Linked DNA regions of Homo sapiens: region 1 is linked to region 2. The links are chromatin contacts, found by Hi-C in ENCODE. All regions are on one chromosome and are shown on one strand. Each heading gives the region's core, a stretch centred on a gene start or an enhancer-like site at or near the end of the contact. The rest is flanking DNA. Distances are from core to core; before and after follow the strand shown. Region 1 holds the start of SYNPO2 (synaptopodin 2). Region 2 holds the start of MYOZ2 (myozenin 2).

Region 1 (6,346 bases), core at 225-2,724, 250 kb before region 2:
CACAAATGCACAGCAATAGATGATGCTGTATGAAATTTCTCAGTGAGCCTGCTATATTTGTGGTGGTTTTGAACTGCATTGTGACAGGAGGTACTCCTTATAATTTTCCTTTTGCAAACATTTATTCCTTGATTGAATCCACCACCACTACAGCTGCCCTCACTCACTGATTCACCAAAAATTGGGTCCATGATTATCTTGTTTTTATTAATCTTTCTTAAATGCATGTGTAGCTGACATTTATTTCCATGTTTAATATTAGAAGTGTTTTAATCTTATTTAAAAGTTTGGTGATGTCTTTGTGACCAGAAATAGACTGTAGTCACTTAACCTTGTTTTTATCAATTAGTCGATGGTAAAATTGGTTTTAAAGTCACAGTTTCCATGAACCTATCTGTGACGTTTTAAGTGAGGACTTACTGTATATAGTGCTTCTTAGTGCTGAAACAGGCAGCGTGTCTGGAAATTTTGTTTGGTACCACAAGTAACACAAACAAACTTTCCCAGGCTCTTCCTTATTTAGTATGTTTTTATGTGGATGAATGTTATGGAAAACAAAAGTATTATAGGAAAATTAAAATGTCCTTTTTGTACATTTTTGGCAGATTGTATTCAGATTTAAAACATTTAAATATTTGGAATATACAAAATCTGCTTTTATATTGGACCACCCAGATTCATGACATGGGATGACAAACTATAAAAATAAGAAACCTGTAGGTGACATTGTACATTTTATGCAGTTGACTAACTGTTGGGTTTGGGTTTAAGAAGATCAGCAGGTAGAAAGAAAACAAAACACGTTAAAATTTAACATACCCAAAACTATGCAATAGATGTAATTATAAGAATGTAGTTTCCAGGAGAAAAATTCATATTCATTTTCTCTCTTTCTCTCTCCCTTTCTGTCTCTTCTCTTCCCCTTTCTCTAAATATATGGTTCAGAAAGGTACTTTTCAGAGCTGGAGGTTTATTAACAAAAAGTTTGTGCTTTCTTTTGTTTCCTCTTATAGGAATAATTCAGCAGAATGCAGACAGAAAAGTAGTAATTTAACTCATTTTAACTCTTTTTTGTCTATTCCATTCATAAATGTGGCAAGTCTCAAAACATTTATTTGAGAGAATCTAATCCTCTAGTAGTTGAATTCCCAACGCTCCTATTTTAGGACGTCATTCATGGCGTGGAGATTAAACCTTCATGTGTCCTTTACTATTTACAGAATTATTAAATGTAAGTTTTTCAATCATACTTATACCATTAACTGCTTGGATTTAATCTGTTAGTGCAAGATAACTTTGGCTCTCCCTTCCGTCCTCCTTTCCCTTATCTCGCCCCACGTGAGGACATTCTCCTGTGTGTGAAGCTGCTTTCCTTTCCTCGAAGGTGGGCCGAGCAAAGGAGAGTGACGCAAGAGTGGGCTGTGTCCTGGATGCTGCGAGCGCCTCTGCCTCCTTGAGAATGAGCCCATTAGCCGCACAAATTCGCAGCAGGCGGCTGGGGCGGCGGCTGGGGCAGCGGCTGCAGCAGCGGCGGACGCTCTGCATTACCCAGTCTTGCGTCCTCGGCAGGCGCCCGAAGCTGAGTGCGCATCCTCTACCGCACCCAAGCTTCGTCTGTCTCGTCAAGCTCTTCATGCTGCCCAACTAAAAGGAAAACATGGGCACAGGGGATTTTATCTGCATTTCCATGACTGGAGGGGCGCCCTGGGGGTTCAGATTGCAAGGTGGCAAGGAGCAGAAGCAGCCCTTACAAGTTGCAAAGGTAGGACCTGAACGAAGTGTCACGGCTCTGTGCTAGGAAGGAAGGAATGAAAGCAACCTGCTGATGGTGTTTTCAGGTTCTGATGCAGAAGTCTAAGTATTATTTGATTTTGCTGCGGATATTAAGATTTTTCTAGGAAGTGAGTTATTTTCTAAGAAACTTTGGAGAGTAATGGGCCACATCCTATGTAATTAACTTGCAATCGATGAGGGGTGGGTGGGAAGAATGCCATATTTATCAGCTGAGGAAAAGGCCTAGTTAACCATGTTCTTCTGACAACAAGCAAGACACTGGGGAGCGTTTCTTCCAGGCAATTTTAGAATGTTCAGTTGAGTTATTGTTTGATGTCACTTCACTTGGCTCTGGCAGAGGAGAAACGCTCAGTTCAGCATAACGACTTTGCTTGGCTATTTTGGGGACTCATATAGAGTGTTGGTAGTGACATTTATTATGCAGCATTCATGAAAAGGCCAATGTTGGGCAATAATTTTAAAAGTATGATGAAGTGTCATAAAATCTATTTAAAAGAATACCCTTTTAAGGATTTGACAAATAAATGCAAAAATCCAATAAATGCTGTATTCCTTCTTATGTACTCTTTTGGTCAAGATCTCAAAAATAAACTTAGAAGATAATCTAAATATATTATGAGTAACTAAGAGGTAACTTTGTAACACATTAATAACTATTTAAAATGCTTTAAGTTTTTATTGCCATTAGATTGCCTGCATTACTGGTTAGCCCAAGGGGATCTGGTATTCTCTAATTGGCATTCAGCTAAAATAAAACTTAAAATGCACAAAACTAAGCAAACTTTTACCTAACCTTATCATCAAATTGCAAATTATAGTATTGTATTGAAGAACATGCAAGAGCATGGGATTAATTTCCTATTTTATGCTTATATTAAAAATGGGTACAGATCTTTATGAAATACATGGGCCATTGCCTTTGTAGTTATTGTTTGTTTCCCTCTGGCTTTTACTCTTTTTTTTTTGTAGTTATTGTTTCCCTCTGCCTTTTACGTTTTTTTTTTTTTAGTGTCCTTTGCGAAGAAAGAAGTTTCTTTGAAACTCCTTTTTGCTTCCAGGCATCATATGTAAATCCTTTCGTAATGTGATGGTGGAATCCTGCCACCTAGTGAAAATTGCAAACATCAAGAATGAACCATAAAACAGTAGATGAAAAGCAGAGTTTTTATTACTGGAAAGTTCCTCCGAGGTCTGCAGTTCAACCCATGAATTTTAGATGAGGAAAGAGCCCAGAGATGTTAAGTAACTTGCCTTAAGTTTTCAGCTTGGAACTGGCAGAGTGATTAAAGGCTCAGAAAGGTGGTTTTGTTGGGTTCCTTTAGGAGTCAATAGCAGGCAACCTCAGATAAAATATGAATGCCCAATTTAGCATATGTAGAATTCATGACACTGAAGCAGATTTGTCCTGAGTCTAGAATAGCAGTTGGCTGGCTCTAGGTATGAGATTTGGGTTCTAATTCCAGCTCTGATCTAACTTGCAGCCTGGCCTTAGGAAAATCTCTCACCCTTCCTGTCTCATCGGTTTCTCTCTCTCTCTCTCTCTCTCTCTCTCTCTCTCTCTGTGTGTGTGTGTGTGTGTGTGTAGGGAGAGAGAGACAAATATTTTAACTTAGGTGGTAAAGAAGTAAGAAAGAAATTGGACTGTGCAGTCTACGAAGCTCTGTCTTGCCCAAGTATTCTACGATCCTGATAGTGTACAGTTTTAGAATCGCTTGCCTACTAATTGAAATATGGGGACAGAGTGGCTGAGTGCTGTTGTTCTCTGGTGGCTCTTTGGCAGCCAGGCCTCAAGAATAGAGTGGGTAGTGGGTTTCTTCTGAGTTCTGCATGTGACGATTTCAATGTGGGACCTCTTTGCGGCGATTCACTGAAGAGCTGAAGCAGATTGCTAGGAAAGGGTGCTGTGGAGATTCTCTGCTAATGGCATCTCTATTTTCAGGATTCAGTAAGGTTGTTAGGCTATGTCAGAATCCAGTCCTACACTCCCCCTAAATCATCCTTCCTAAAATACCCAGCAATACATTTGTGGTTTTCAAAAGATCATTATTAAGGCATCTAGATGTTTGCTTTGCTTTTGTAGTTTGTGATACTATACTTAGAGCTATAGATTTTAAAATATCATTATAAAAGTATCTGGAAGTTTGCCTTAATTTTTGTGTGTTTGTGTGTGCAAGAGAGAGAGAGAGACAGACTGTAGTCTACAGTCTACCTTTTGTCCATACGTTAAAAAGACTAAAGAGCTATCTATAGAAGATGTAAGTTCTAAATTACTGTGGCAATGCACAATTTTTGTTGGTCTTTTTCTTTTTTTAGTTCAAATGATTATGTTTGATTTCTTATACTAGCATTATTTGTGGGAGAAATCCCTTGGAACAAAGCGCTTATCACTTTCTCTGTTATCAAGGCCATTGCCTCATTAGGATCACTGTATTTTATTTAAAATATTAAGTCAATTCAATTCTATTCATGGTATCTCAATGTGTTCAAGGCAAAGTGAATGTTGCTTGGGCATAAACTTTCTCTTCTTGTAAGGACTGGTGATAGCTTATTAGGGCTGGATGCAAGGAAAGAGACAGAAAGGCTAGAGAGATGGTTGCTGTCAAATCAAATGTTCACAGTTTTGAATAACATGCACAAAATTAATTTGGGAGTTGAAGGAAAACTTAAATTTTCAAAGAAAAGAAAATTTCGGCGAGTGCTTGAACCATGCTCCTTAAAATGGGAATGCTACAAAGCAGTTCTGTAGACAATAACACATTTTGGCTTTTTGTGAAATATCTACATATTTAGGTTTTTCATAATTCTATATAGAGTAAAAATCTAACAGGCAGAAATAGTGCAAAAAAACAGTCTAATGTTATTAAGAACAATAAAAAATTGAATAACTTTATAATTCCCGATAAATATCCTTATATTGACATATTTAGTCACTTCTGAGATATGTTCAAACATGTTTAGTATTTGGTTAGCTGGTTGAACTATACGCAAACCCCAAATTTTAAAGATAAATAACAGGAATATTCATTATCAAAACTTGTCATTGACGGTTAAGCTCAATGGCACGAAAATCTGTTTTGTTTTAAAAAATAAACCAAATTTTTAAAAGCCCAAGTAATCAGTAACATAAGCTTGTTTTTAAAATGTTTGTATATCTTTTAATTTATATTCTAAATATATGTGATGGGAGGCAAACATTTCTAACACTGAGTTATAGCATAACACTCTGCAAAGTATATTTTCAAGAGATTATAAACAGAAACAAATTTATCCAAACAGAAAACCCCACTGTGTGTGCAGATAGCTTTACAAAAAGAATGTGAGCACTTCTTCTTTATGAAACTCTCTCTTTTGGGACATGTACTTATCTGGCCCTGTCTCAGGACATACTTTTGGCAAATCACTTTGAAAAATCCTCATATAAAGGAGTGGGGAGAAATTTTTGTTTTACAAAAAATCTTACCTGCAATTGAAAAATTACTCACATTTTGAAAATAATTAAGAAAAAAATGTTCAGACTGTTTATCCTTTATATGTTTTAATATAGTTAGAAATTTATTTTTTCTTCAAATCTTATGCACCACTATAGTATGTGTTCTACTGAATTTAGTTCAAAGTTTCAAATAATTGTTCATTAAAATTGAGGTGACATTGTATAATCCTTCATTTCATAAGGCCAAAATGAATTTAATAATTCTTATCTATTATTGGATATGTGTTCTTTAAGATTTTGAATAAAAATGTATTATTTACACAAAGCACATTTCAGATAATATAATTCTTATCCCTTAGTGCCATCAGTAAGGTTTTTAAAATGTTTCAAATAGAAGAATTCCAGAAACATAGGTATTTCTAAAGGGGGAAAAAGATTTTAATGTGTTTGAATATGTATACTTGAGAATAAATGCTCCTTCCTATATATGAAAACTGGTAATATCTTTATTAAAATATGCTTAATCACTTAATCTTTAAATTGATTTTAAGCCCTTTCTAGGAATTTTAAACACAGACATGCTTATAGAAGTTAGTGTGCTCTAGATAAATCTATTAAGTAGGCGATATTAAAAAATCCTTATTTTGGAATTGTATATTTTAAGGGAGGTTTCTGAAAGATGACAATGAGATAAAATATTCATTATGCATGAACTTTGCCATTAGCTGGACGTAGCACATATGTAGCTTACATGTGTCAAGCCCTTGCTATGTGCCAGGAAAATTTGCAAGTGCTTTGCTAGTATTATCTCTTCAAATGTTCCTCAAAACCTAAACAGTAGGTATGAAAAAATCCTCATTTTAGAGATGAGGAAATTGTGGCACAGAAAGGCTACATTGCTTGCCAATGGTTAAGCTACAAAAAATGATGAGATTTGATTTTTCTTCTTCCTTATTGGTGGAAACAGGTGCCCGAGAGGATAAAAGTAGGTTAAAGTGGTCCCAAAAGGAAAGATTATTTAAAATAAATACCATAGTTTGTACCCAACCTTGATTTCATTATTGGTCTGGGGTTCACCCTGGACATCAGGATTTATAAACATTCCAAAGGGAATTCTGATGT
Region 2 (6,603 bases), core at 4,033-6,532:
ATTTGAAACTTTCTTTCCAAGTTCCCAACCCTATTACATTAGCTCATGTCCTCGACAAGCTGGTCATCAGCCTCTGCTTATCCCTTCTTCTTCCCAGCTTATCTTAAGGCTCGATTTAAGAGCTTAGAAGGAAATACTTCGGTAAAAGAAATAAATTTACAAAGAAAGACAGGTATAACATGGGGCTTTCATATGAACAAATTATTTGGATGGAGTTAGATTTAATTCTCATTGTTGGCAGTGAAGGTGGTAAGTGTGTTTGTGATGGTGTGGTACATGGGCCAGGAAAGGAAGGAGAGGTCTGCACAGCAAATGGCTTCCATTTGTTTATGTTAGGCATTTTAATCACTTTAGTATTTGCACAGCTGAAGGAAAGGAAAGCACCCTGAGAATAGACATCATGAGGAACTCTAGAAGTTTGCAAACAAGAAAAACATGAGTTGGAAAAGAGCCACAAATATTATAAGTAAAAAGCACCTCACCCCAAATAAACCTAATATTAGGATGTTAAATTCCAGAGGAAATTAGTAAGGAGAATTTTCTGACAATTCTCAACTCTGCTTCATTTTTGTTATATAGATATCAATGCAGAGGTATTTAGAGAAGATGAAGGAAACAGAGATGTCTGCACAATATGGTGAAAAAAACAAAAGCCTTCAGATCAGACAGAACCAATTTGTAATTCCGTCTCTGTAACATACAAGTATGACGCTTTGGGGGTTTTACTTACTCTCTCAGAACTTCAGTTTTCTTATCTGTAAAACAGGGCTAACCGTGCCTAGCAAACATTAACTGAATAGTGGTTGGAATTTTTCCTCTTAACACTCTTGTTACCCTTAGGCCTTTATGGTAATGAGACCAGTTGAAAACTCATCTGTCTTTTTTGTGCTGTCCCACATTAGCTGGTAGAATGATTACCCCGTCAATGCCTATTCCTATTCTGCCCTTGCTATGGCCTGCTAAGGAGGTCAGTTATAGGCTGGATCCTCCTCAGTGTAGGAAAATAGAAACCATGGAAGACACAGCAGGCCAATTATGCATCAAGAATGAAGCACAGAGTATTTTGCACAAACCGAAGGCCATGCTTCCATAGACAATCTCACCAAAGGTGAGTTGTTTACACCACCTTTGTTATATTTTCAAACAGATTCCTTCCTCCCAGAGTTAGCACTGTAACTGAGGCCCTGAAGGCTGGTAAAGAACTGATTGTCCCCTCAGACTGGTCACTCAACACTGGTCTGGCAGCTGTCCTGTTTGGGTTATGTGTGCCTCAGTCCAGAGCCGAGCCTCAATAATGGCAATGTTTTGTCTGCCCACCTAGCAAACGGTGAGTTCCCACATTCTGCCTACCTCCCCAATCCTCCCCTAATCTCTAACTGCCCACAGCCACCTAATATAGACTGTCAATGGGACAAGAGAAACACAGAATTAAAAAACAAGTGCTCAATTAGAGGAAGGTCGATGTAGACTTTGTTTACCAGTTGGCTAAAGTGCTCATGTTTACCACTGGCTGAATAAGGTTGCCTTTCATGAGTCCTCATGATGTGGATTTTTGTTAGGTAGCAATATAGCAATAAAAGTCACTTTATTTAATCTTTTTTTCTCTTTTGGCAAGTGGTGAAGGAGTTGGAAATGCAACTGTGGCCAGCCCCGGCAGTGGAAATAGTTTGGTTATAGAGGTGTTGAAAATCTCTGTCAAAAACTTCTTTCTCACTAGCCTCCTAAGGCACAAGTTTCTGCCATTAGAATCCTATTATTTTGCCTGTAAGAAAAGATTGTATCTTCTGTCTTTAGCACCAGTTATTTTAAAATACTTCGGGCCTTGAAAGAAAGATAAAGTACTACTCTGCTTAAACTGGGGTGAAGGAGAAGCTTCAAGGGAAGGAATGAGTAGTAGGGCAAGGGTAGGAATCGAGTCTCTGGGGGTAGGAGACATCCTTTTCTAGTCTATAGTGTGTGTGTGTGGTCATGGGGTGGGAGGGTGTGAGCTGAGGACAAACGATGATCTCAGTATGACGAATTTGGGCTGAATTTTAATTTTGTCTAGTACCAGATCTCTGTGCAGATGAAATAGAAATCGATTAACTGTGACTTGATTTAAAATTAAAAGGCATTGGCTTTCAGTATGGACCACCTGAAAATGCTTTGTAAATAACCATTAAAGTTCTGTTTAAAGTTCACCATTTGTGCTGTGAAGCACATGGATAGCATATCCCATCTTAAGACTGCAACATCAGTGACTTGTTCTTTCTTCTTTTTCAGAACAGATAATAACTCAGAGACCAGAATGAACTTATAAAATAAGGCAAGAGAATTTTAAGTACAATCTATTTGAAAAATAGACAAAAAGGTGTAAGACCTTATATTCACTAAAACTTTTACAATCTTTTAAAATACAGTATCTATTTTCATTTTGGAAACCAAAATTAATATAACAATGATTATCTGTTGAGGACACCATTTCAACCTTTAGAACTGTATGTAACATAAAGTTGGAAACATATGAAGATGATCAAATAGGAAAACCAGAACTCTCTTAATCTTTGGTTTTTTTAACTGAATAATGCAGTTGATTACTCTAAAATTCTAAATCCTACCATATTGCAGAAATAATAATAGCAAAAGGAAAAAAATCATTTATTAAATTTTTACTAAGTATAAGGAATTTCTAAATTGTCCCATGTAAAATGTCCATGACTTTATGTGATAGATACTGTAATCACCATTTTACAGATGAGAAAACAGAGTTTAAAAGACTTGTCTAATAGCATACTATGGTAAAGGCTACAGCCAGGAACATACGGGCACTCAAGGGATTTTGAGAGGGAATTTAAATTTATTTGCTTTGGCAAAATTGTTTCTCATTTGATACCTAATTATACTTTCAATGCAAATGGTTTGTTTAGAAACAATTGCAATAGGTTAGCTAGATTAGCTTAAACCTGCTATCTACAACCTTTAGCTTTCTCTTTTTTTTTTTTTTTAAACAAGGTCTGGTCTTGCCCGGGCTGGAGTGCGGTGGCTTGATCATGGATTACTGCAAACTCTACCTCCTGGACTCAAGCAATCTTCCCACCCCAGCCTTTGGAGTAGCTGAGATTATAGGTGCATGCCACTCACCTGGCTAATTTTTGGGTTTTTTGTTTTTGTTTTTGCTTTTTTGGTAGAGGCAGAGTTTTGCTAGCTGGCCTAGGCTGGTCTCAAACTCCTGGGCTCAAGCGATCCACCCACCTTGGCCTCCCAAAGTGCTGTGATTTACAACCTTAAACTTTCAATCCTATGATCAGGCACCAAAATGTATAACCGATTTCAATCTTATAAAATACAATTCCTCCCACAAATAGCCACCACCTTTGTACATTCAAGCGACTGTTCATTTGAATTCCAAACTCATGCCAAACCTTTAATGCATTCTGCAGTTAATCTCCAACCTACTCATTTATTCATTCATTCAATGAATATTGAGTGCTTACCATATGCCAGATACAATTCCAACTGCTGAAGATACAAAGCCCAAGCCATTATAGGATTCATAGTTTAGTAGAAAAAAGAGATATCACATAAATAGATGCAACCTCTACCTCCTGGACTCAAGCAATCTTCCCACCCCAGCCTTCAGAGTAGCTGGGATTACAGGTGCTAGTAAAACTGTTGAGGACGCCATTTCAACCTTTAGAATTGTACATAACATAAACTTTTGCTAGATAGATAGATAGATAGATAGATAGATAGATAGATAGATAGATAGATAGATAGAATAATGTTGGCATGTTCTTAGTGAAAAAACTGAGTTGTCACTCAGCAACAATTATTTCTTTGTTAGTAAGTTATGTATGAATTTTAATTGGGCTCATGACCACCTAGAATAGAAGCTACACTTCCCAACCTTTCTTGAGTTATGTACGGCTATATGGCTAAGTTCTGCCCAATGGGATGTAAACAGAAGTATGAACAAAATATCAGACATGTTCTGAAAAGAAGACAGTGTTCCCTTCTCATTTTTTTTTCTTTTTCCTGCTGGTTGAAATATATGCATGCTGACTGGAGCTGGGGCAGCCAATTAGGCCCAAGGGGTCTGCATTTTAGGGATAGTGGAGCAAAAAGTTAGAGGGTAACTGAGCCCTTGATAATTATGTCAGTCATGCAAACCCTCAATTACTTACTTCTAGACTAAGCTTACCTGTGAGAGAAACATCTTCCATCTTTTTACAGTTCTGTTTTGGGGGGGTTTCTGTCACTCCCATTTGACTTTTATCTTAACTAATAGAAAAATATAAAGAAAATGAAGCAGAGTAAGGGACTAGAGAGTGGCACAGTGTGATATTTTAGACAAGGTGATAAGGGAAGGATTTTATGAGGGATTGTTATCTGAGCAGAGTCCTGAATGCATGACTGTGCCATGTGAGTAGAGGGAAAGTATGGAAGGGGGAAATAGTAAAAGGAATACAGTATCTATTTTCATTTTGGAAACCAAAATTAACATAATGATTATCTGTTGAGGACACCATTTCAACCAGGGAAAGGGGGAAATAGTAAAAGGAAAGGGGGAAACAGTAAAAGGAAAAGCCCAGAGATGAGAGCACGTTTTTGTGTCCAGGGACCATCAAGGAGGCCAAACCTTTTGACAGGCAAACCTTTCAAATCTTGTCAGGCCTGCAAATGAAAATCCTTGACCCTAGACATTGTAAAGACTGGTCAACTTTGCAGGGACTGGTCTCTGTAGGCCCTTCAAAAAGCATGACCCAGTTATGAGTCTCAGCTTTTACCCAGCTTCATGGCTTATCCTCTAATGGTTCATTTCAAAATGCTTCCTGAGTTCACTATTCAAATACTACATACTTTTCTCAACCTAGCATGAGTTCTCACTACAGCTTAAGAACTGGCTCTATTGATCCACCCCACATTACTTCCTTTCTTCTTGAGTCTACATAGATATTACTGCCTATATTGTTCATTTTAATTATGAAAAATCTATCATTCTGTTCTGATTCATGCATGTGTCTCTTGCCACCTCAATTAACATGTAACATAAGAGCTAGATGTTTAAAAGTGTTTAAAATCCCTTTTGGCTACTATCTGTTCAACAGAAAGTGCTCACTAAAAACTTTCTGCATGTCCAATGAACGTTTCATTTAACCATCTCACAAACTAGAAACACAATGGAGAGAGCCTAATCTTTCCCTGTTCCTCCCTTTCGCCAGGAAGATATGAGTAGCTAAAGTATTTGGTGCTATATATAGCCAGTTGATGTCAGCTGAATGCCAGTCTCTTCAGAAAAGCTCAGTCCCCAGTTTGAGTCAGAGTAGGGACCATGCTGTCCCAGGTTCAAGGATAAAAACCATCAGGCCCAAGTGCCATCCATAGTCCATCTCCAGAGTCTTCCTCCACAAACTGGGATTCATCCCCGCTGAAAAAGCACAATCTAACAGCAAGGTGAGTATGTTGTTTCCTAAAATGTTTCATTAGTCAGTTGTCCAAGGATATTCAGAGTTGTGACTCATAAATGGGCATTCTCTGCTTTAAAGGGCAGCTGTTGCCAATATTAAAATGCTACCACCAAAGAATTCTGGTTTAGTCTAGTGTCTTCTTCATTCTTACAGTTTGCTGGAATTGATGGAGTGTGATGCTGGTACAAATGAAGGCCAGTGAGGAGACAATGACAGACTAAAATACTGTGGAGAAAAGAGAGGGAGGGGAAAGGAGACCAGCAATTTCATTGTTTCTCACTGCCTGATGATCATTGTATTAATGTCCAGACTGGGTCTCTGTTCACTGTGACATTGCCTGTCAATGAATAACATACTCTGTCACCAGATAAGGAATGCGTATTGAAGTCTTTCAGTAGCAAGCGATAATAACTTTTTAATAAAGAACAAAGATGTTGTCTTTCAAAACAGTGATTATAAGACACTCCAAATGAGTTCTTCACATTGCCTCAATAATGTCCCTTTGTTTTTAACAGGGAACAAAAAAACCATGCTATCACATAATACTATGATGAAGCAGAGAAAACAGCAAGCAACAGCCATCATGAAGGAAGTCCATGGAAATGGTATCAATAAAAATCCTTCGTAGCATTAATATAGCACAGCATGAATGTGGCTCCATCCTGACGTTGTTTAATATTCCATAGTTTACTTCCTTTAGATTCTTGCTGTTCTGTCATAACAAACCTGGAGCTCTAGGGGGTGTAGAAAAGCCTATGGTAACTAATCCTTTTGTAGTCATCCTTTCTCATTTGGAAGCTATTTTCAGAGGAACAACTGCTGTAAAAGGCATGAAGCAATCTGACAGCTGATGTACATTCTGCTTGGCTTGCCTTCCACATTATAAGTTAAGATCACTCTCGATTCTTTTTTTTTTCTGGACAAGTCTCATACAATCTTGTCTTTATTGTCCATCCCACATGGTTTAGCTTGATTTCTTTTACCTTACATTATATAAATCACTCAAAATAAGTTCTATCATCTTTTTTATCAAGCTATTAAGTTGGAATTCATATTTATTGCTTATTATTTAACTCCATTTCTATTGCTTATTTATTTAACCCTTCATATTTGTTAATTGATTTACTAACATATTTTGTGTGCAAAGTCTACTTTT

Evidence for each region. A loop is a pair of places that touch in the nucleus more often than their neighbours do. Pooled maps may share reads with other maps.
Region 1: a loop to region 2 is called in a pooled map of heart left ventricle, with 1.8 times the contacts of the local background. The contact joins the promoter of SYNPO2 here to the promoter of MYOZ2 in region 2. A Hi-C loop is called at or near these places in 2 of 168 maps with a recorded cell type or tissue (gastrocnemius medialis and heart right ventricle) and 3 of 50 pooled maps.

What each region holds. Positions count from the first base shown.
Region 1 is chr4:118,887,380-118,893,725 of GRCh38, forward strand. SYNPO2 (synaptopodin 2) reads left to right here and starts at 1,475. Exons shown (of 5, transcript NM_133477.3): 1 at 1,475-1,762. The coding sequence starts at 1,658.
Region 2 is chr4:119,130,550-119,137,152 of GRCh38, forward strand. MYOZ2 (myozenin 2) reads left to right here and starts at 5,283. Exons shown (of 6, transcript NM_016599.5): 1 at 5,283-5,433; 2 at 5,963-6,052. The coding sequence starts at 5,977. LOC102723967 (a long non-coding RNA gene) reads left to right here. Exons shown (of 3, transcript XR_001741422.1): 3 at 2,263-3,005.